3 separate regions of the Homo sapiens genome follow, and regions 1 and 2 are each linked to region 3. The links are chromatin loops, found by intact Hi-C in ENCODE. Cell type or tissue: dorsolateral prefrontal cortex. All regions are shown on one strand.

Region 1 (8,000 bases), 51 kb after region 3:
CTTGAGTAGCTCACAATAATCTGGGAGATAAGATGCAAACAGCCAATTACAGCACAGTGTGGGAAACGCTATTAGAGACACGTGCAGGTGCCCTGGGTGTCGGGAAACGGGCGCTGATGCCTGGGAACAATTCTGGGTACAGAAGGGGCTACGGAAAACACCTATGGAAAACCTGCCCACCTCTCCCTGTCTCCCAGAACCAGTGAGGCAGCCACCTGGGGTAGATCAGACTTCATGGCCACTCCAGGGCCTTGGAGACCTTATCTGCCAGGAATGGTCTTCTGGAATGGGCTGGTTCAGACTCGCCACTCCCTTAGTGATTCCTACAGCAGTCCTGGGGGGCCGGTGTTGCCAGGTCCACTCTGCGGTGGAGGAGACCGGGGCTCAGGCGACTGGAGGGGTGAGGCGCAGCAGAGCCCACGTGCTGGAGTCTGAACACTGGCAGACAGTGCACGTGGCCCTCTGCACCCTCTGTCCAGGGGTGCAGACAGTGCATGTGGCCCTCAGGACAGCACCAACCACTGGGCTACCTGCTCCCCTCTGAAGGCCTCCTGGGTGTTCAGGACCTAGGTCCGACTATTTGGGGTCAGGACTCTCCCTGCGCCCCACACAGCTCAGAGCTACCCGAACAGTCCTGGCAGACAAGCTGCTCTCCCTGTGTGGGAAACTGAGTGCTCAAAGGACCCCGGCAAGCCCTGCTGTGTCTCAGCACCTCGCTTTCCCAGCTAGGGCTGAAGGACTGACAACGAGGACCTTGCCTGCAGAGCAGAGACTGTGCGTGCCCAATTCCAGGCTCTGGCCAGGCCTGGGCTCTGGATCCTGTGGAGAGCGGCACGGTCCAACCAAGAACCCTGGGAGCTGGCAGACCCAGCCTCCCTGCCTGGGTGCGGAGGGCAGGGCGGCCCCTCTGCCCTTTGGCCAAGGGTTCCTCCTCTGCCACGGCGAATGTCTGGGGCCATCCTTCCTGCCATCCACTCCCACACGTCCCCACTGAATTTCCTGTTCCTCATCCCCCCTGTCCCTGTCCACACGCCCCACTGCGTTTTCACCTCTGGGCCTCCCTTCCCCCAGGCTCTGCTCTTTCCATCCAGCCTCTCCCTGATCCTCATCCAAGGGGCCTTTCTAACACTAGCCAGGCCAGTCTCCACTAGAGGAACAAAACCAAAGTCCACGGCCACCTTCTTAGCGCAGAGCAGCCTGGTAAAGAGAGACCCAGGTACAAATCCTGACTCTTTCATAGGCTATTCCCACGAACTTGGGTAACTCAACGGCTCTGGGCCTTAGTTTTCCCACCTGTGAAATGGGTCTATTCATGGCTTTCTTAGGGAGCAGCTGTTAGCATTATGGCTGAGTATAAAGTAAGGCTTTCCCTCAAAACTATGCTTCAGAAAGGAAGGAGTCATTTTGTGTTCAAGCCTCTACTGAAGTCTTTCGTTTAAGGGGGTGCATGCTCAACTAATTACTCGAAAAAAAAGATGACAATGTACTGTTTGGTGCCGACACACAACCTAAACCAACCCCCGTCAACGTTAGTTCTAGACGGTTATAGAGGTAACGCAAGGGGTCTATTAGAAAAATAAGAGGAGCCTGGTAGTTAAGGGTGGAGACTGAATGTACAAATTCATTTTCACTACTTCCAGAAGGGCAGAGAGGTCAGGAAAGGAAACACCAGCAACAATAAGAATGCTGAGAAGCAGACAATGAGGGCTACCTGCCGATACAGAAATGGGCACGAACACAGCCAACCCCGGGAGGCTCTAGCTTTGGGGGTGCTGGATCAGACCTCAGGCTCCCCAGCCAACGAGCACTGTCAGCTCTGGCAGCTCAAAGCCCCTTTGTCAGGCAGAAAGCCCCCCTCCAGGTGGCCAATTTCAGGTTTCAAGTGTCAGCTGGATTTTCTGCTCACTGTCCCCCATAGCCTGCTAGAAAGTTCACTGCCAAATTGATTTCCAAATTTCGTGAAACAAATTTATTCCCAGGTGAAAACTACTGTATCTGATTTCTTCTGCAGATGACCCAGCCAACATGGAAATCCGCTTTGTCTGACTTTCGAATTCACCCGAGTCGGCTTCCATTGCTCAGACAACTGGACGGGGCCCCAGTTCCCACTGCATCCCAGCCAGATGAAGAGAGTGGGGCCTCAAGTCTGTCAGCCAGCCCTAGACTCTCCACAAGCCAGGCCCCAGGCTCCCCCTGCCAGCCAGGAGGCAGATAGTCCACAGACCCCAAAAAGCACCCATGCCTACCCACCCCCACCAGGAATGGCCACTGTTTTCTCAGCCAGAAGTAGGGCCAAGGGAAGTCCAAAAACGCCCCGCACCCACCAGGCTCTTAGGGACCCCGAGTCACACCTGTCCCCTCAAGATTCTCTCTGGGCCATCGCAGTCCACCCACACTTGGATGCAGGATGAAAGGCTCACACATGGCTGGGCCCAGTGGCTCACGCCTGTAATCCCAGGACCGGGAGGCCGAGGCAGGCGGATCATGAGGTCAGGAGTGCGAGACCAGCCTGGCTAACATAGAGAAACCCCATCTCTACTAAAAATACAAAAATTAGCCAGGCGTGCTGGTAGGAGTCTGTAGTCCCAGCTACTCAGGAGGCTGAGGCAGGAGAACTACTTGAACCCGGGAGGCGGAGGTTGCAGTGAGCCGAGATTGCGCCACTGCACTCCAGCGTGGATGACACAGTGAGATTCTGTCTCAAAAAAAAAAAAAAAAGAAGAAAGAAAGGCTCACATGGAAGCTACCAGTGGCCTGCTCCCTGGTGTCCTCATCCCCTGTGACTATGGCGCCATCAGTTGAAAGATCCAGGCGGCGGAGGCCTGGGTAGCGTCCTCTGGCTGGAAGGTCCCAGGAGGGAGAGTATTCAGGGGGGAGAGATGCTCCCTGCAGGCTTTTCCCCTGAAAAGCCTGGGCCCCTGGGACCCTGGGACTGCTGCCCTCCCTGCAGAAGAAGGGCCTAGGGTCTCCTGCCCATTTATGAAGGCTCAACTCACACACGCACTGTATTCTGTCGGCTTTGACCTCTTTCAGTTTATTTGGTGCTCAGTCCTCACAGCAACCCTGTGTGGTGTTACTCCCTCCTGACTGGGTCAAGCCGTCTGAAGCCTCCCTCTGCACACGGGTGCAGATCGAGCTATGGCTGAGCGCTGTGGCCCATGCCTGTAATCCCAGTAGTTCACAGGCCGAGGCGGGAGGATGACTTGAGGCCAGGAGCTCAAGACCAACTTGGGCAACATGGTGAGACCTCGTCTCTACAAAAAAATACTATATATGTACATATATGGTGTGCACCTGTAGTCTCAGCTACTTTGGAGGCTGAGGCAGAAGGATAGCTGGAGCTGAGGAGTTTGAGGTTGCAGTGAGCCGAGATTGCACCACTGCCCTCCAGCCTGGGTGACAGAGTGAGACCCTCTCTCAAGAAAAAAAAAAAAAAAGATCCAGCCACCTCACCTTGGCCTGTGTGGCCCTGTCTGATCTGTCCCTTGACACGTCTCTGTTCTCATTTCAGGTCCCTCTACCCAGTGAACCACTAGGACCTCCTCTCTGCTCTTTCACCCCAGCTGCACAATCCTCTTTCAGGGCAGGTGGGCTCTGTGCCTGGGAAGCCCTGCCCACTCCCCAGCCTGGCTACTTCTTGTCACTCAGGTCTCAGCTCAGTGTCACTTCATCAAAGAGGCACCCACTGGCAGTCCTACTGAACAAGCTCCGCCTTCACTCTGTCACATCCTGTCCTGGCTCATTGCATGTTTCCATTCTGCTAGAATGCAGACTTCTCAGCCGGATAAACCTCGTCTCTCTTATTTCCCAGTGCCTGGCATACAGTAGGAGCTTCATAAGTATTGGCTGAATAAGTGAAATGAGAACACGAATGCCCAGTACAAAAGGAGTGACTGGCCCCAAGTTGCAAGCTGGCAGAGGCACTGCCTCCGCTGTCATGCTATGTTCCCTTCTGGGGTACTGGCTTGGGCGGCTTGTGGGTGGCTCTGTGTCAAAGGAACCTCCTGGAAGGCAGAAATGACCCTTCTGGGTATATCTGGCAGAGGCAGTTGCAGCGCCTACAAATCAGAGGAAAGTGAGGTCATGGAAGGTGGAGGCTTTGAGGCCAAACACACCTGGGTGGGTCCCAGCTCTCCAGTCACCTGCTGCATGGCCCTGGGCAAGCCACCTACACTCCCTGAGGCTCAGTTTCCCCATCTGTAAACTGGGCATAACATGGCACTTGTCTTCTGGATTGTTGTGAGGCTCATATGATGCCCTGCATAGCAGGCACCCGGCCAGGTGCCTCAGAGCCCTGTAAATGGTCCCCAAGGAATCCGCGGCCCTCGGGGCAGGGTGCGGAGCAGGGAGGGCGAGGCTCTGAGGACAGAGGCAGCCACCGACAGGAGGGTGGGGCAGGAGTAAACACCATAGGGCGCCTGAGTTTAGACACATGCGCCTGGCTTCTGGGTTACAGGCAGGGCTGGGCCATGTGCAGAGTTTTTCATCTTTTAATCCCAGCTGTTATCAGCTGCTGGGAAATAGCTGAGCCCAGTCTCCTAGCTGGCACAGGCTTCCTCTGAATTCCACAAAGAGAACAAAGAGTTCCGAAATAGTGACACAGCTGTCCTGACCGGCAGCCCGGGCAGTCAGCCGGCAGGGCCAGGCCAGGAGGAAGGCACGCAAAAGCCAAGCAAAGCCACTTGGCTAGAGGGTGGGCACAGCTGCGGGAGGCTGCTGGAGGCCTGGCTGACTAGCCAGCCAGGGACCATCCCAGGCTCTGAGGCTGCTGGGAGACTGGGGGTGACCTTCTCTCTGAGCTGGGCCTGGCACTGTGTGCTCAGGAGCCTTCTGGCGGTGTGAAGGTCCTGCTCCGGGACTACCCCAGGGTGCAAAGTGAGTGGCGTGGCTAGATCCCTGCTGGTGACACCCCCAGACACCAAAGCTACCTCCCTTTCCAGAGCTTGGAGTGGTCGTCTGCAGCTTTTGGTCACCCTCTCCACACCTGGATGCTTTCCACAGCGCAAGCCCCACCTTCCAGCACTCACTGCACATTTCCCTGCTGCCTTGGCTGCTAGGATGCAGGTGTGATTTACGGTCCACCCATCAGAGGTGTCTCAGTGAGATTCGGACTCGGCAGAATTGGGTGGGGACAGAGCATGATCCTGAGCCAGCAGCTGGGAGGCAGCTTCCAGATCTGGCAGGAGAGCTTGGGAACCATTCCTGGAGGCACTGTTCTTTGAGGTCTCTGGACCCCTGAATAACCTCCCACTACCCTTTTTTCTTTTGGCTTAAACTGGCTGCAGTGGATTCTGCCGTCTGCAACTATAAATCCTGAGAAACTCCTTCATGACTCCCTGGCAGGGCTTCAAACTCCGCTGCCTACAGGGATACACAGGTTACACAGACACAAGAAACAGACTCGTTCAGCTAAAATCACAAGGCAGCCCACTTGGTCTATGTTTGATTTTAACAGAGATGTGGTTCCAAGTCACCTTTATTAGAAAAAAAGCATGCAAGCCCCATGGTAAATGGTGATCGACGCTCGACTTCCAGGCCAGAGGGACACCAGGAGTAGGGGACTGTGATGCCCTGGAGACGGGATATCCTATCTAGAGGGAGTGGCTCCTAGATAGTTCACACTGACCGTTTCCAGATCTTTCCATTTTTCAAGAGAAGCCAGACATCGGGATTTTGATGTGAAATATCTCTTATTTTTCATTTTTGACTCATGGTTTGTTTTTTTTTGTTTGTTTGTTTTTGAGACGGAGTCTCACTCTGTTGCCCAGGCTGGAGTGCAGTGGCCCGATCTTGGCTCACTGTAACCTCCACCCTCCGAGTTCAAGCGATTCTCTTGCCTCAGCCTCCAGAGTAGCTGGGACTACAGGCGCCTGCCACCGTGCCCAGCTAATTTTTGTATTTTTAATAGAGACGGGGTTTCACCATCTTGGCCAGGCTGGGCTTGAACTCCTGACCTCGTGATCCACCCACCTCGGCCTCCCAGAGTGCTGGCATTACAGGCGTGAGCCACCGCGCCCGGCCGACTCATGTTTTAAAAAACACCATGCAGGCCAAAAAAGCCCTGGAAGGTCAGCACCTTCCAAGTCTGGGTTTGGCCTGTGGCTGCCTTTGTGGCCATGGCCTGCAGGGTTAAGTTCCAGCTCTTGATGATGGCACTTAGGGCCCCTGGCATGAATCCAGCGTCCTCCCTCACCATCCCTGCATGCAGGGACCCACAGTTCTTATCTCTGTCCCTTATCCAGGCTGCCTCCCCACCCAGCCACGCCCTTTCATGTCCTCACTCCTCTGCCTGGCAACATGCCTGTGCGGCCTGGTCCCAGTGATCAAGCCCTTTGTGAAAGGCATCCCCTGCCTCCTGGACCCGAGGCTTCAGTCTTGAGGCGCCCACAGTCCCCTGCACACCCTTCCATCCTGGCGCTCCTCATCCTGGGTGGTGATCATCAGGGCCTCTGCCCCCAGGCCGGGCCTGGGAGGACGTCCATCTGCAGAACAAGCCTGGCCTGTGACTGGCCCCCTGAGGAAGTGGGCTGCTCCTGGGGTCTCAAGAGCATCCATCCTGGTAGAACAGGGTGTTGGGGTGAGTTTAGAGAACGCAGCACGGGGAAGGCTGATCCACCCTGCTTCTTCCTGTCTCAGTGATATGAGGTCCCCAGACCTGGACAGGGCCCGTGAGGTAGCCAAGGGGCAGCTGGACTCACTGTCCAGTGCGTGAGCCCCTGGTCAGTCCCCCTTCCAGATCTTGGAAATGCCTGTGCACCTTCGGAGAGAGGTTTTCCCTTTCTCCACAGGGGAGTAGCTGGGGAGGTTGCAGCCAAGTTCCCTGTCCTCCACCCCATGCCCTGGGGATGTCCGGGTCCTCAAGGCTGTGGGCTAAGGGTACCCTGGGTCTTCTCTGCCCTCCACTGCAGACTTGCCTCCCTCCTGCTCTCTGGAGTGCGGCTGTGATGCGTTTCAGTTCCCCAGACTCTAAGCAGCCTCACCTCACGTTTATTAAACTCCCACTGTGTGCCCGGCGCAGTGCTGGGTGTGTCCACATCAGCAAGACGACCCACAACAATTCTCTGAGATCAGTCTCATGACGTGCCCAAAGCACATGCCTGGATCGAGCCCATGCCCCTGAAGCCAATCCTGCCCTTTTGCCGAAAGAAATGATTTCCGTTTGTGGGCAGGAAGGGGGCCACCGGGCGGCACCGGCCGGCACAGGCCACCCTCTTCGTGCCTCTGGTTCCTCAAATGAAATAAGCTCATGGGAACAAGTCCACATTAGCATTTCAAAGAGGACCATAACTCGGTGATTACTGCTTGCACATGTGAGGGCTTCCCGCTGGGAGTGTTACCTAGCGGCACCCATGGTTTGATTTCCCCAAGTTGTGTGTTCCCTTACACATGGGAAATCTCAAGGGAGAGACACTTCCCAAGAAAATTACCTACATGGGTCTTGTCACCTACCTGCCATCTGCACTTAAAGACAGCGACACGAACCCCACTAGATGACACGAACCAAGGGACTGGTGTAGTCTGGGTATTTTCACATATGTTGTCTCACACGTTTCCGCCAAGTCTTAGGAGGTGGGAATATTATTAGTAATTTTACAGGTAAGATGACAGGGCCCAAAGAGGTGGCTTTCTTAGTGTCACACACTTAGTGGGTAATGAGGTGACATCCTCAGATCCAGGCAGCTGACCACATAGCCTGTGCCTCCCCCACACCCCAGACTTGGATGGGGCTGATGAGCACGTTCCGACATTCTGTTCAAGGCACGAAGGGTTTCCTCCATAGGTGGAGACCACAGGCGTCCCTAAGAGCAGCCCTGAGGCTGGGGAGCCTGGTAAGTGGGAAGTCTCAGAGCGGCTCAGGGCCACAGACCAAACACAGTAACGGGAAGTTGAGGAGGGCCTGCCCTGGTGCGCCAACCAAGGAGGCGTGTTCAGCAGCAATGTTTCCTAATTAAAAATGAAAGGTGGGATTTCACAGGAATGCTACATTTTAAACCCTCTAG
Region 2 (8,000 bases), 68 kb after region 3:
CTGGAGCGCAGTGGCGTGATCTTGGCTCACTGCAACCTCTGCCTCCTGGGTTCAAGCACTTCTCCTGCCTCAGCCTCCTGAGTAGCTGGGACTACAGGTGCACGCCACCACGGCCCACTAATTTTTATATTTTTAGTAGAGATGGAGTTTCACCATGTTGGCCAGGATGGTCTCGATCTCCTGAGCTCGTGATCTGCCCACCTTGGCCTCCCAAAGTGCTGGGATTACAGGCGTGAGCCACCGTACCCGGCCTAAAATGTTTTTTAAAAGACCATTCTGAACCCAAATTTCTCTCTTCTCCAAAAGTCCAAGACAGCTGTCTATCCCTAATTTTTACATTATGCCCATCACTTGAACTTTTAGAAAAGAAATGAACGTGTAGAAACTGGTTTTATTTTGCAGTAATATAAGTATGGTCATCCCTTGGTATCTGTGGGGGATTGGATCCAGCACCCCCAAAAGATACCAAAATCCATGGATGCTCAAGTCCCTTACAGAAGATAATGTCCTATTTGCACATAGCTTACACACATCTTCAAATTGTCTCTAGATTCTGATACCTAATCAATGTAAATGCTATGTAAACAGTTGTTACACTGTATTTTACACAGTTGTTTAGGGAATAATGGCAAGAAGAAAGGTCTGTGGCCGGGCGTGGTGGCTCACGCCTGTAATCCCAGCACCTTGGGAGACCAAGGTGGGTGGATCACCTGAGGTCAGGAGTTGGAGACCAGCTTGACCAATATGGTGAAACCCCGTCTCCACTAAAATTACAAAAATTAGCCAGGTCTGGTGGCGTGCCCTTGTAGTCCCAGCTACGCAGGAGGCTGAGGCAGGACAACCAGAATCGCTTGAACCTGGGAGGCGGAGGTTGCAGTGAGCCGACATCATGTCACTGCACTCCAGCCTGGGCGACAGAGCGAGATTCTGTCTCAAAAAAAAAAGAAAGGTCTGTGTTTAATACAAATACAACTACCCATTTTTTCCTAATATGTTTGATCTACAGTTGGTTGAAACCAGAGACACAGAACCTACTGAAACAGAGGGCCTACTGTATGCCCGTTGCCTCCAGAAAGTTTCCAAATTTCTCTTTGTTAAGATCACTGTAGCTCAGGCCCATGGATCTCATTGAAGATGGCGGGGCGATCTGTGTCTGGCATTACCAGAAGAGTCTTCATGTGGACAGTCTCAGGGACAACACGTAGAGAATTTGGGTCTCGATCCAGAAAAGAGAAAGTGCCAGTGGTTGCTGAGACAGAAGAGGTGAAAAAGGAACCTATTGCAGTGTGTCCACCCTCATGAAGCTGAGGATACTCACCACCTGGAGATCTCCAGAGTCATTTGGAATCTTATGTTAAAGAAGCTTTTGGTTCATCTCTTCCTGGTAATTGGCACGACATCTCCCAGGAAGATGGTCATCTAAAGTTCAATCTCTTGGCACATTTAGCTGATGGCCTGGGTCACGTAGTCTCTAACTCCAGACTCCACCAGATGTGCGGGGTTAGAGATGTTCTTGATTTCTATAATGTCCCTATTCAAGACAGACCTAAATTTGATGAACTCGGTGCCAGTAATCTGCCCCCTAGTTTGAAAATCACTTGGAGCAATTCGGAAGAGAAACACATTGAAATCATTTTTTTCCCTGAGCAAGGGGCCTGCTTATTAGACCTTTTGAAACTTCACCATGTGAAATACTACCAGAACTGTTCTCTAAACACACTTGTTCTATAGAGAAATGTATCATCTCTTTTTTTTTTCTCATATTATGAATGGGCAAATAACAGGACTTTCTATTTTCGTATTTGCTGACACCATTTTTTTTTTTTGAGACAGAGTTTCGCTCTGCCACCCAGGCTGGAGTGCAGTGGCGCGATCTCGACTCACTGCAAGCTCCGCCTCCTGGGTTCACGCCATTCTCCTGCCTCAGCCTCCCGAGTAGCTGGGACTACAGGTGCCCGCCACCACGCCCGGCTAATTTTTTGTATTTTTTTTTTTTTCAGTAGAGACAGGGTTTCACCGTGTTAGCCAGGATGGTCTCAATCTCCTGACCTCATGATCTGTCTGCCTCAGCCTCCCAAAGTGCTGGGATTATAGGTATGAGCCGTTGCGCCCGGACTTTTTGAAACCATTTTAAAATGAAATTAGATCATTAATAATTTATGAAAAATTTTGGGAGGACATGGTCATTCACTTGGGTTTAAGACAGGAGGACACTGCAAGTTCACACCCTTCATAGGCATAAAGTAGTAGTTACAAGAAAATATTTTCATCCTGTTAGGACTCATATCTAAGATAGAGTTATAGAGTTATTATACATTGCACATATACAAATAAACTTGTATTAGATATCTATAAAATAAACATAAAAGCATGTTGTATATTACTGACCATTCTAGATTAATTTCTTTTGGAATTAAAGTAGATTTGTTAAAAAAAAATCGCTGTAAATTGTCAGGAATGAAAGAAAAGCTATGGGTTTAAATTGATCTTTTTATTTATTTATTTATTATTTATTTATTTTTGTTGTTGTTTGTTTGTTTTTTAAGATGGAGTTTCGTTCTGTCGCCCAGGCTGGAGTGCATTGGTGCGATCTCGGCTCACTGCAACCTCCACCTCCCAGGTTCAAATTATTCTCCAGCCTCAGCCTCCCCAGTAGCTGGGATTTCAGGGGCCTGCCACCATGTCTGGCTAATTTTTTTGTATTTTTAGTACAGGTGGGGTTTCACCATGTTGGCCAGGCTGGTCTCAAATTCCTGACCTCAGGTGATCCACCCGCCTTGGTCTCCCAAAGTGCTGGGATTACAGGTGTGAGCCACCAGGCCTGGCCACAAATTGATCTTTTGAAGTTAAACAGACATATGTACATACGTCTTAATATACATACATGCATGTTTCTATGTATGCCCCTTCACATACTTCCCCACAATCTGACTCTTGAAGGCTATCAACAAGAATGCTAATAATGGTTGCCTGTAGATGCTGAAATCACACAAGGGCCCTTTTCATTCTTTTCCTTCCCCCCGAAAAGATCATGTGTCCCAAGCTGCATTTACGTAGCAACAGCTAACTTGTTTTCCCATCATGATTAATCAGAGTCATATGCAGCGGCCCGTCGGAGCCTCTGAAGGCTGCAGATAGACACCAGCCTCACACTGGGCTGATAAAGCTCCAGCGGAAATCCCAGCGACCCAGCCTTGGGTTGGCCTGGGAGGCTGATACCTCACCAAGGCATGATTTTCCTCAGAGGTTGTGAAACAGCAAAAATCATTGGTGGGTCTCCTTACGGCCTCCAGGGACCTGAAAAGGGGACCTGAGTCCATGCCCATCTGGTGAGCAGGGTGAGGCCCAGCAGGGTCTGGTGGCCCTGCTTGAGGCCGCCTCCCCCTCCCTCCCTGTCCTCACCGCGCACTGAGGCACTGGGAGCCGCACTGGCCCGAGACCTTTCTGCAAGGATGGAAACGTCCGCTGAGCCACCCACACGGAAACTGAAAGGTGGCCGTGGAACACCTGAAATATGACCAGTGTGACCGAAGGACTGGATTTTATCTTTCATTTAACTTTTTAAATTTAAATAGCCACGAATGAACCTTGAACACGTGCTAGGTGAAAAAAGCCACACTGTGTATGGTTCCACTCACAGGAAATGTCCCGAACAGGCGAATCCAGAGAGACTGAAAGAAGTAGACACGGGGATGCCAGAGCCTGGGGGACGGGCATGGGGGGAGGGGTATGGGGAGGGATTGCCAGGGCTTCTCTCTGGGGTGATGGAAACTTTCTGGAATCAGACAGTGGTGACGGCTGCACAGTGTGTGAATACACTAAAAACCACCGAGTCATACACTTTAAATGGTGAATTTTATGTTGTGTTATATCTCTATTAAAAAAAAAAATAGGGCCGGGCGTGGTGGCTCACGCCTGTAATCCCAGCACTTTGGGAGCTGAGGCGGGCGGATCATGAGGTCAAGAGATCGAGACCATCCTGGCCAACATGGTGAAACCCTGTCTCTACTAAAAGTACAAAAATTAGCTGGGCGCACTGGCGGGCGCCTATAATCCCAGCTACTCGGGAGGCTGAGGCAGGAGAATCACTTGAACCCGGGAGGCGGAGCTTGCAGTGAGCCGAGATTGCGCCATTGCACTCCAGCCTGGTGACAGAGCAAGACTCTGTCTCAAAAAAAAAAAAAAAAAACCCAAAAAAACAAAACAAAAAAAAAACAAAGAATAAATTTAAATAGCCACACGGACTAGTGACTACCATATAGGCTAGCACAGTTCTAGAAACTTAGAGGAGTGGTCTAGAACTTTGATCATCCTCCCCTGTCCTGGATTCATGCCTCCCAGCCCCAGCAGTGCCCCTCGGGGTCTCGCATGCCTCCATGTGCCTCCTGATGGCCTGTGACCTCACCCCCGCCCCTGTTCCCATCCAGCTCCAGCTGCCCTGACGCCGCCCCCCGACTGGCCTTGCCTTGGCCTCTCCACCTGCCGCCCAGGGCTTGGGCGGGCTCTTCCCAGCAGCTCTGCCTCTTGCAGGGACCTCTGTGTTCCCACGCACTCGGGGCGACTCTGGGCTATGATCACCTGCTTTCTTCTCATTATTTTGCTGAAAAGAACCCCTCCTCTACCTCATTGCTAATGGCTTTTTCTTACTGAGGAGGGGACACCTCAGGCAGAAGGCCACCCTAAACTGCCCCTGGCAGGGTCAAGGCCCCATCCTGTCTCCCCCACCCCCACCGCAGCCCTGTCATGCTGCATTCTGGTCCTTTTCCATGTTCATGGCTACCTCCCTTGGCAGTCAGGGTTGGGTGTGTGGCCTCAGGGCTCCGAACGGCGCTGGGCCAGCAGGCATACCCTCACAGCGGCTTCCCTGCTAACAAAGTGCCTCACGCCCATTTACTACCTGGCTTCTGGGCTGAGCTCCCTGCCTGGCTGCAGAGCATTCTGCCTCAGGAGGGGAAAGGGGTCTGCAGAGCCCCTTCCCAGGACCAGGCCCCCATGGGTGCCCAGTGGCTCCCACCTTCCTAAGTCTGATTTAGGGAGGGACTTCCAAGAGGTCCTGGGTCCTGCCACTCCACCTGCTCTGAATCCAGCCCTTCCTCAGCCCTTCCATCTGAGGCCCAGCCACTCTCTGCACACGGCCCAGGCCAACCCCCCAGCAGGGAGGGAGATCAAATTCAGGGCTGCAGCTCGTCCCACTGCAGAGGGTCAGCCTCCCCCACCCGCGTCAGCAGCACAGGCCGACCCCCAAATCCCACCTGAACCCAAGCAGGAGTGGGGTGAACACATGTGCAAAGGTGCTCTGCTCAACTTAACACAGAAGGCGGCATTGTCTTCCTGCGTCTTGCCGGGCAGTCTGGAAGGGATTCTCGGTAGAGCCGACGAGGGCTTACCAAATTCTCAGCACAGCGAGAACTCGGATGATTGATGCGGAGAAAAACATTGTTACCAGCCCCTCATCTGGTTTGTATTAAGAGGCTTCCATGCTTGGATTTTTTTCCCCCCAAGGTAAAAACCAGCAATGAGTTGAGACCAGAGAAATAACAGGGGCACAGGCAGCTGGGTGAGGGGAACCAGAGCTGAAAGATGTGACAGAGGTCGGGGTAGGAAGCCCCTCCCCACTGAGGACTGGCAGGAGGCAGAGGCCCACTGCGGCGGGTGCCCAGGAGAATCACACCGGTGTTGATAACCCGGGTGATGCTGTGACTGGCTTCCTTTCTCACTTTATTAAAGTCACAATAGATTTGGCAGCAGACAAAAGTGGCTGGTCCCCTCCGGCCCTCCGCTAGGCGGGCCCATCCCCCATGCCCCACACCTGGCCCTCCCTAGGCAGGGCCACCCCCCACGCCCCACGCCTGGCCTCCCGTGCCTCCCGCTTCCTGCCTCACCTTTCCACGGCACTATCACCGTCCAATGTAATGGGAGGCTTTCCTTTTTTTTTGTCTTCTGTCTCCCTTGGGGGGAGCCCCAAGAAGATGGACTCCACACCAGAGTGTTGACTGAGTGAATGAATGATGGACCAAGTCCTACTGGGGTCCCCCAACCCTCACCTGGGCCCCAGGCTCCTCCTTGCAGGGGTGAGAGTGGGGGGAGGTCTGTGTGGCTTCAGCTCCACTAGTGGGTGTGATCTAGAGGAGGCCGCCCCCTGCAGTGGCCCCTGACTGGAGGGGGACCTCTGGTACCTCCCTGGGGTACTCTCTCCCTCCCAGGCCTGGAGAAGGTGGGCAGGACTTGGGAAAATTCCCACCTACAATGAGGCACCAGTGCATGTGCACCCAGGGTCTCGGGTCCTATCAAGTCTCCTGGCCTTCAAGGTCCTCAGGCCCTCTGTGCCCCCTCTCCAGGCACCCTAAAACCAGGTTACAATGCAAGCTGGCTGTGCCCAGGGACACCAAGCCTGTGCCATGCTCTTCCCCTGCCTACAATTACACTGAGCACTTTCCCACGCAGTCAGCTTCTACTCAGTCCTCGGGCCGAGCACCCATGCCACCTCCTCCAGGACGCCCACCTGGTCATGCCCCTCTCTGTTCCTTCTTGCTCCCAGCCCTGCCTGGCTCTGAAGCGTGCTTCTATTTCTCCATTTCAGTCCTTTGCGCTTGGATATCATCAGCTCACCCTCTGACAGCTCTTTTAGGGTCCCAGCAGCCAGCACAGTGCCTGGTACACAGCAAGTTGGCTGTGTGGCTGCGTGAAGTTGGGGAGTGGCCGGCATGGCACTCCAGCACCCAGCACGGCATCTAGGGCAGGGCCGTCAGGAAGCAAGGCTGGATGAACAGAGGGGTGGCTGGGCCCAGCGCGATGTCAGGACTCTGCAATGTGGGGAGCAATCAGGAGGAATCTGGCACAGGTAGCGTGTGGCTGCCCCAAGGATTCCTCACCAGATAATTATAACCCCGGGTTCCAAGAGCCACAGAGGAAGTGTGGATATGTTGCAATGACAGCATTGAAGGCGGAGTGATTCATTTTGCTGGGGGGCATCTGTTAATGGGACCAGGCTGCCCGAGACCCTGGGCAGCCCTGCTGCTGTGCCAGCCCGTTAGGCCCTGTGTGTGGCCTGCCCGCTCTACTCCCCTGGCCTTGACTGAAGCTGCGTCACTTTTCTTGTCCGAGGGCCTTTCCCTGCAGCACGCAAGCCTCTCTTCCTGACTCTGGGCCAGCTATGTTGATCTTCACTTTTAACAAACCGAGGTGCAGAATGGCCTGACAGCAGCTATCTATCCAACAGTCATGTCCCAGGCCGGAATCCTCCCAACCAGGGAGGGACCACTTCCTACCTGACATCAAGGACAGGGCCAGCGGGGGTGGTCTCCTGGGGTTGCCGACCCTGAGAAGGCCAAAGCCCCGGGGCTGCTCAGGCAGGAAAGTCACGCTTCGCAGCTCCACTGACTGTCCCCGCGGGGTGGCACAGCACTCATGCCCAGCAAGAGACACGGAGACGGGCCTCTGAGTGTCAGGACGCTCACGATGAATGAGGTGCAGCTGCAACTGGCTCTGGAGGTGAGCAGGGGGATTCTGGCTCTAGAGAAAGATCTAGGTGGGGAGAAAGGGAGCAAGAGGAGGAGTGAGGGAGAGCAGGCTCAGCCTCCCGTGCTGGCAGTTACCTGGCGGATGAGGACGGGGAGCAGGAACCACATTTTCTCCCGCTGTAGAAGCAAACCTTTGGATGAGCAATAACGGGTGTGCACAGTGTGACTGGTGCCTTGGCGAGCCTTGCTGGGGACCTGTCTCAGCAGCCTCTGCCCAGGGAACTGGGAGCTCAGTGAAAACAGCCAGCAGAGAAATGACCCCCAGGGCTGGTGAGCTGCCACAGGACCCCCAGGGGCCAGTGAGGCCGCACTCGGCCCACTGTTTCTTTAACAGGAAGGATGAGACAGAAAACAGCGTCTGGAGTGTGGGGGAGACACGAGGTAGCAGCGCAGGCCGGGGCAAGGTTTGGGGTCATCTGGGGATCTCAGATTGGATCCTGCTGGGGACAGTGCTGATTTCTTGGTGCACAGCCTCTGGGC
Region 3 (8,000 bases):
CATTTGAAACTGGTGGTCCTATAACCGTGTGGCTACAGAGGGGAGGTTTCCTGGTGAAGTACATTCGGGATGTGGAGTATGGTGGCTCCATCCCTGGAGTGTCTTGATGCTCATCTGCCGGGAAAAGCCTGTGCTGCTCTTCTTGCTCTATGTTAGGGAAAGGTCCAGGGCTGGCCCTGTCCTCCTGACTGCGGCCCAGCACTCCCCAAGATCGGCTCCAGCATCTGCTGAACTGAACCAAACAAATAAACTGGCCGCGTTTAGAAGCAGACAGGAGTAAACGCTCAAATCGGCCAGAGCTGGGGGCCTGTCTTGCTTTCTGGCTGTAATTAATGCTGACGGTTCCTGTGAGGGAACGGAGCCCTCAAAATGCACTAGGACAAGGCCCCTGGAAGAAGGGCTTACCAGGATTATCAGGCCAGGACCTAGTAATTACACCCCAGATGTTGACAATTCATCAAATTACAAGGCTGGTGGGGCCTGAGGTCCCAGCCTGGGAAGTGCACATTCCTGTGTGAAGGTTCCCTGAGCCTCCTCCCAGCTCTCATTAGAGCCGGCTGGTGGATAAGGGGTGGGTGGGCAGCCCCCTTCAGGGCGGGTCAGCACCATACGGTTCTGATTTCTCAGCCTAGGCTCTTTGTACACACATGGGCTGCAGCAAGACTGTCCGGGGCTTAGCAATTTCCCAAACTCAAATTCTTTGTGCTAGGGAAAGGAAGAAAAGACCCTCAAAGTTAGGTTCAGCCCAGCTGTTGCTGGTGCCTTGAGGGTGGCACAATGTTCCTCCTGGAGCACTTCTTCCTGGGACCTAGGGCATTTTGTAGAGTGGGCTCTGTAGTGACCTATGCACCTCAACTCAGCAAACTGTAGGAGCTTCAGCTGGGTGGGGTCCCAAGCGCTTGCACCAAGGTCAGAGACTTGCCCCTCATGTGCTCCTTGGCCTTGCTTGGGCTGCTGCCCTCTGTGCTGCTCATCTGTAGTGTGAGGGGCTGGAATTGGGCAATGTCTTTCTGGGAGCCAGGTTTTATTTGATCCGTGCAGTTAAAAGAACCCAGACTGGGCATAACGGCTCATGCCCGTAATCCCAGCACTTTGGAAGGTCAATGTAGGAGGATTACCCTGGCTCAGGAGTTTAAGACCAGCCTGGGCAACATAGTGAGACCTCATCTCTAAAAAAAAAAAAAAAAAAGGTTGGGTGTGGTGGCACATGCCTGTAGCTCCCGCTACTCAGGAGGCTGAGGCAGGAGGATTGCTTAAACCGTGGAGGTTGAGGCTGCAGTGAGCTATGATGGCACCACTACACTCCGGCCTGGGTGACAGAGCGAGACTTTGTCTCAAACAAACAAAAAAACAAAGAACCCCAAACCAAATGAATTAGTCACATTTAAAAATTGCAACCTTTTACATAAACGTCCAGAGTTTGGGCTTTTCTTGAAAAGCCGGGAGATCTCGCAGACCCTGGTCCACAGGCTCCACCCTTCCCTGTGGTCTCACGCCTAGCCTGCTGCCCATGGCGAGGTGACTCGCCAGCTCTGCAGGGCATCTGATTTGTAACCCTTGGCCTAGAAAGTCTCCCAGGGCCCTTTCAGCTCTATGATGCTGTGAGGCTGTGAAACCGGCTGGCTTCTATTTTGGGGAGAGGACCTGCTCGGTGATGCCTGAGTGTGCTGGAAGTAATTACATGTATGTCCATGTCACACATCATGGCTAGCAGAGGTGGTGTTTACAGCACTGTGCCTTTGAACCGATCCCAAAAATACCTGCTGAAATGACACATTTGCCCATGACTGGTGGGGAGAGACATGATTACCCTGTCAGGTATCAGAAAATACTGTTCCTCATTAAGGTGGCAGAGAGGAAAGAGCTTGACCCCCGTGGGGTGAGGGAGGATGGAGGATGGGACCGGCGGGCCGGGATGTGTCTGACTGAGCTGCCCAGGTCACCAGCTCAGGCACAGAGGGCTGTTCTGGTGGAAGGAAGTCTGGGGGAACACACCATCAGCTCATTTTGGTGCCAGCCGTGGATGGGGTGGAAATCCAGAGTAGGGAGCAGCAGCTGACGGGAAGTGTGACCTTCACAGAAGGGTGACCGCCACAGCGTGGCCAAACTCCACGAGGCAGTCTAGAGGGAGACAGCGTGACCAGGACAGCTCGCAGCACACACTGAAGCTGCAGTCACTCTGCCTCGCCCTGTGGCCCCTGGACCATGCCCAGGCCAAGCTCTGCCCTCCTGCCCCACCCTTGGGGCATGGTTGGTTTCCCAGCCTCCCTGAGAGCTGCCCCCTAGGCTGTGGGGTGGGCCCTCCTTGGTTTCCACAGACAATTGTCACCCACTGGTAAAGAACTGGTTGAAACCCTTAAAAATGCAAAGGATTTTTATAGAATTTGGATTTCCAGCTTCTCTGGAAATGTTGGAAGATGTGGTAGTGATGACTGCATGTGCGGAACTGCACCCCGATGGGGCGGGTGCCCCGATTCACCCCAGGCCCTGCCGTTTTCTCTGCTCTCCTGCGCCCAACCAGCCTCATCTATTTTCTCACTTGCCGGCGGCTGCAAGCGTCAGTGAGCCCGTGAGCCTGCAATTCTAGCTCAGGTCCATCTCTCCAGTCCTCCCACCCTCCTGGGCCAGCCTCCGCCAGGCCCCCTACCTCCTGCCCCACATACCCATCCTTCCTGCACAGTGAAGGAGCAGGGTACATCCTGATGATGAGGTCCTGCCCCGTAGACCTGGGAGTGAGCTGCTGAATTTCCCTGGAGCGCGTTTCCTCCTCTGCAAACTGAGTGTGTTGCGGATGGAATGGCTCCCTGGATCTGGGCTCACAGCAGGCAGCAGGGGAAGGGTGGGTTAATGAGAGCAGCTGTGACGCGCTGGGCCAGCCCTGGGGTAAATGAAGCCAGGGAACAGAGTGGAGCTGAAGCAATGTGGGCCCTTCCCTCCCTATCTAGATGTCACTGGCCCTGACCACAGACCGGCCAGGCAGAAGCCTCATCATCCCCATTTCACAGATGAAGATCTGGAGCTCGGAGAGGCCAGGACACCAGCCCAAAGCTTTGCTCGAGCCCTGTGCCCTGCCTGCTGACTGCCCCTCCTCTGGCTGCTGTAGCACCTGGCACACCCTCACCCACTGCCCTCAGGGCAAAGCTGTACCCCTGGCCTGGCATTCAAGGACAACCTCTTCCTCCTGAGCGCCTCCTTCCAGACTCACGTGTCACCTCTTCTGAGGAGCCTTCTTCAGCTCCCGCCCCCGCCAGTTTCTCACTTATGGACTCACTGCTCTGTCTTCCTGCCACCTCTCCTCCCACAGTGACCAGCCACATGGCTCCAGTGCCCACCACAGATGCCCTTCCTGACCGGAGGATGTGCAGCCTTGGCTCGCACACCCCTGGTGATGTGGAACTCACTGCTCCCCGGGCAGACTGAGGGGTTTGCAAAGATTTTGTTTAAGCCTGGTCCTTCTCAGGCTAGACCCTCCACCTTGCAGCGCCTGGTTCAATTGTGCCCAGAACCTCCACGTGGCTGGGAAGACGAGGCCTCAGGTTCCAGCCCAGGGAGGGCTCTCAGCTTGGGTGGGTGGGGCTGTGGGCCCCTTTGTCCAGCCACCCGGGGTGGAACTCCAGAGTGGACAAGAGATGGCCAATTCCTCAAGGCTGGGTGCTCCAGGGACACAGGCTTCTCACCTCCCCCTACGCCCTTACCATCCCGGCCCATCTTGGGTGCACCCTCTCTGGATGTTCCCCCTGAAACTCCCCACTTATCAGCATCCTCTTCACCTTCTGACTTCGACTCACACCTCCCTTCCTCAAGGCGGTGCCCCTGACCCCCACCAGGCCAGGTCTGGGTAACGGGAGCCCCGCCTCCTAGCCCTGGCCACGAGGCATAGTGAAGCTGGAATTTGTGGGAGTTTTTTGTTCTGTCTGCCACTCAACCACAGGCTCCAAGTGGGGAGGGACCCCTGGATGTGTTTCCTGCTACCGTATCCCAAATGCCGAAGCGCCTCGTACATAACGAGAACACAGTAAATACCCGCTGAATGGATCAACAACGGTGAAGGGAACGATTCTCTGAATGAACGTCCATCCTGCTGGCTCTCGTGCCCGGCCAGGGAACACTAGAGGGCGCGCTTGACCTGCCGAAGGCTGCCTCCAGCCCTGGCGGACTCTTGCGCTGGACTCCCGCCCTCGGGCCACAGCCTGGGCGATCAGCCAGGACGCTGGCCATTGAGGATGCAGGCCCAAAAGGGGCGCCTTCAGCCTCACAGGCTTCCCTGGCTGGCATTGGTAATGGACAGAGCAGTGGGAACGGTCCCTGAACCCAGTCCGTGTGCCCAACTCTGAAGCTCTCCTGCGTCATCTCCTTGGTTCCCCCAATAGCTGAAGGGGCCGAGGCTTGGCGGGGCCAGGGACGTGCCTGAGGCCACATGGACTATAGACCCCTGGGCCCATTCTGTCTCCACTGCATGGGCTGGACATCGTGCCAGCCCTGGGTCCTGGTCGGGGGCAGCTTCATACCAAAATCACTGCTTTCTCTTTAGTCTATTTGCTTCGAAGACCTGGGCTTGGCTCGGTGACTTTGTGCAGGTCTGTGAACATGTTCTTCCATGTGATGGGGCGAGGATGCTGTGGGGCTGGTCTGTTGCCTGGGGAAGTGGGAGGCGGTTCCAGCCAGTGACCACGCTGCAAACATATCACAGGCAAAACAGCAAAGCGCAGGACCAACCCCCTCTGCTGGGCCCCCTACACTGCTGTCCCTGCTAAGTCTCCTCCCAGAGCTAGGTGTGGACAGGAGGTACCTGGGCTGCTGCCAGGAGGATGCAAAAAACTGCAGCAGATACAGGAGGCATCTGGGAGCCGAGGGCGGAGCAGCAGCTCGGGCCCCACTGACCTGGGGTGGCCGCCTCCTGTGAATGGGCTGCCCCACATGGGACACTCACGGGGACACTGGGGACACAGTGCTGGACCAAGACAAGAGGCTGGACTCAAGAGACTTAGGGCCCTGGGGAGAACGGCCAGCATGGTGGCCCTGGTTGCATCTCCCTGAGGTTCCAGTCTGCGTGCCATTATCAGGGACTCCGGAGTCGGCTTTCATCCGGTCTCAGCTTCACTAGAATCTGGGGATTGTGGGGTGGCACTGTAGGGGTCAGACGGAAATGAGATGGAGGATGTTGAAATCTAAAAACAGATGAATTTGGGATATTTCAGATAAATCGTTTAACTGATTACATTTTTATAATCAAAGCTGTTTTTGAACTACAAGAGTGCAAGAGAGCGTGTGAACGTGCGGTGCTCCATGGGCCTTTCTTGTTCACTTGATTAATTCCAAACCGTCCATCCGAGTCCTTCATTTCAAAATTGGTCCCAGGCCGAGGCCCCGTCTCACAGACCACATTTCAGCCCAGAGCTCTCGCAGTCCCCTGGGGCCCCGGCTGTCGCTGCTCCCAGGACTGAGGCCGGAGATGAAGTGCAGTCACCGCTCCCTCGACTCCAGAGGGGCTTGGGCACGGCGCTCCGGGGCCCAGGAGGTGCCGTGCGTGTGGTTTTGGGTGTGCTCAGAGCTGACCTGTGACGCCTGCCAGCCCTCGTTTCTGTTAGTCATTCAGGCTTCACCAGCAAATTAGTGCAACCGCCTCCTACCCGCACCCCTTCCTCCAGTTTCTGCCCTGTAGCCAAGGAGGCCTTTTCTACTTTTTAATAATTAATTGATTGATTTAAAATTTTATTTTTTAAAACAGACGGGGATTCGGCCAGGATTGGCAGCTCATGCCTGTAATCCTAGCACTTTGGGAGGCCGAGGTGGTCAGATTGCCTGAGCTCAGGAGTTTGAGACCAGCCTGTGCAACATGGCAAAACCCTGTGTCTATTAAAAACACAAAAAAATCAGCCAGGCGTGGTGGTGCGTACCTGTAATCCTAGCTACTTGGGAGGCTGAGGCACGAGAATCACTTGAACCCAGGAGGCGAAGGTTACAGTGAGCCGAGATCATGCCACTGCACTCCAGCCTGGGCGACAGAGCAAGACACTGTCTCCAAAAAAAAAAAAAAAAGATGGGGTTTTGCCATATTGCCCAGGCTGAGCATGCCCTGCTCCGTTCAGCTGCTCCTCTGCAGGGACACCCTGCACAGTGATACAGAACTGGACATTTCATTACCAGGGGAAGATTTAGAAATTCTTCCTAATTTCTAATAACGGCTATGACACGGAGGTATGAATGAGGAATAGGAGAGGAGGTGAAATGAAGAAATGGACTTTTAAGTTTAAGTTAGACTTAGTTTTTGTTTTTCTTTTTTCGTAAAGCAGGAAAGCATCCTAACACTTTGATACCAGGGGTGGAATACAATAGTTGGGAAGGGAGCAGCAGGGCTGGATACAGACAGGTATGAGCAGGAGAAACCAAACATCCTCTCCAAGTATGTGTTTCTGGGGGTGGTCTGAGAAGCACTCTCCTGCCAATAAGCAGCCCATCCTGGCCCCGGCCCTGCTACTGTAGACAGCTTGAGAGGCTGGCTGGTTGGTGTGAGGGAGTAGGGTCACATAGCCTGGGTGCTAATCCAGGCTTTGGCATGCAAGCAGGCCGTGTGTCTCAGCTAAGTCCTGTCACCCTCTGAGCTCAGATTTCTCATCTGTCAGGTAGGGTTGAAACCACTAGCCTCCCATGGTGAGACGGCATGCATGAGTGCGCACCCAGCAAGCACTCAATACTTGCACCTGCTTCCCTGGCACATTGGAAGGGCTTTGGGAGATGAAGGGTGACAGTCTTTTCTTCTCTGTTCCCAAAGGAAGCACCATGAGTGGGGGATCTCCAACCCCTTGGCAGTCTATCTCTGGGGACAAGTGATTTTTCTTTTTTCTTTTTTTTTTGAGACATGGTCTCGCTCTGCTCTGTCACCCAGGTTGGAGTGCAGTGGCGTAATCTTGGCTCACTGCAACCTCTGCCTCCTGGGTTCAAGTGATTCTCCTGCCTCAGCCTCCCAAGTAGCTGGGACTACAGGCATGTACCACCACACCTGGCTAGTTTTTGTATTTTTATTTTTATTTTTTTTGGTAGAGACAGGGTTTCACCGTATTGGCCAGGCTGATCTTGAACTCCTGACCTCAAGTGATCCATCCGCCTTGGCCTCCAAAAGTGCTGGGATTACAGGCGTGAGCCACCGCGCCCGGCCGGGACAAGTGATTTCTATAAACACAGAGTCAAGTTCCATCCCCCAGCCCTCGCCTCTGTCTTGGTTCTACTTGGTGCAGCTCTGGGAGCTTCTTTGGCTTCACTTCCTATCGTTTCCTGTCACCTGCTCACTCACTCCTGCCACACTGACCTTGAGTGTACCTGAACACACAAAGCTTGCTCCAACTTCATGACCTGTGCACTTGCTTTTTCCTCTGCCGGGATCTCCCCCAAGATCTCTGCAGCTTTTTCATCATTTAAATCTCACTTCAATGTTACTTTCCTCAAGAACCTTCTGATTATTTAATCCAAATTATACCTGTCCATTCACCCAGCCAACACTCTCATCACATCCTTGTTTTATTCTCTTGTAAGTACATTAAATGATATCGAAGAAATGTTTAAATAGCTTTCTGAATGTGTAAAACAAACCAGAAAGTCACTAAAGCTTAATGTTAAGAGTTAAGACAATCAAACTACCAAAGAAGAGGAAAAGCAAACATTGTGACATTGTAAATAGGAGATGATGAGAAAGTCTAATGTTTTCTGTGTAAGTCAAAGTTCAGGCAAGATTAAGCCCTGCATGAGTGACAGGTGGTTTCATCTTAGTCAGATGCCACAGTTTAGAGAGGAAAAAGCGCTCATGATAAACAAGATACCTCCGGGAAGATGACATTGAGCTTCTAATTATTCATTCCTCTCTATCCCAGGGCAAACTCCCATTCCCATATGGTTCTCTAAAGACTGTGACTGGGCCTGATCCATCTTTGTGCCACCCCAGTGCCCAGGCCAGGGTATGACACCCACCAGATTTGTTGAACACAGCCAAGCCTCCTATTTCTGAG

What was found. Peaks named below come from ENCODE experiments on the same cell type or tissue, not always from the same donor. Only the 100,000 strongest peaks of a DNase experiment are listed, where the experiment ranks them.
Region 1: it touches region 3 in a loop (5-fold over the local background); 9 of 110 quality-filtered maps call a loop at or near these places.
Region 2: it touches region 3 in a loop (2.8-fold over the local background); 3 of 110 quality-filtered maps call a loop at or near these places.

What each region holds. Positions count from the first base shown.
Region 1 is chr5:178,327,235-178,335,234 of GRCh38, forward strand. All of the region lies in intron 2 of COL23A1 (collagen type XXIII alpha 1 chain), which reads right to left. Among named protein-coding and RNA genes, the nearest start is that of PHYKPL, 98 kb to the left of the region's middle. RefSeq lists an enhancer at 4,030-4,636. In dorsolateral prefrontal cortex, a CTCF peak has its summit at 4,619; DNase peaks (open chromatin) are centred at 3,709, 4,627 and 6,216; H3K4me3 peaks cover 757 bases; H3K27ac peaks cover 5,064 bases.
Region 2 is chr5:178,343,709-178,351,708 of GRCh38, forward strand. All of the region lies in intron 2 of COL23A1 (collagen type XXIII alpha 1 chain), which reads right to left. It also overlaps the pseudogene MRPL50P3. Among named protein-coding and RNA genes, the nearest start is that of PHYKPL, 110 kb to the left of the region's middle. RefSeq lists enhancers at 6,193-6,733, 6,734-7,273, 7,274-7,814, 7,815-8,000. In dorsolateral prefrontal cortex, no CTCF peak of the experiment used is centred here; DNase peaks (open chromatin) are centred at 3,113 and 3,390; H3K27ac peaks cover 3,604 bases.
Region 3 is chr5:178,276,030-178,284,029 of GRCh38, forward strand. All of the region lies in intron 5 of COL23A1 (collagen type XXIII alpha 1 chain), which reads right to left. Among named protein-coding and RNA genes, the nearest start is that of PHYKPL, 47 kb to the left of the region's middle. In dorsolateral prefrontal cortex, CTCF peaks have their summits at 4,118 (motif pointing right) and 4,319; DNase peaks (open chromatin) are centred at 4,142, 5,369 and 7,173; H3K4me3 peaks cover 669 bases.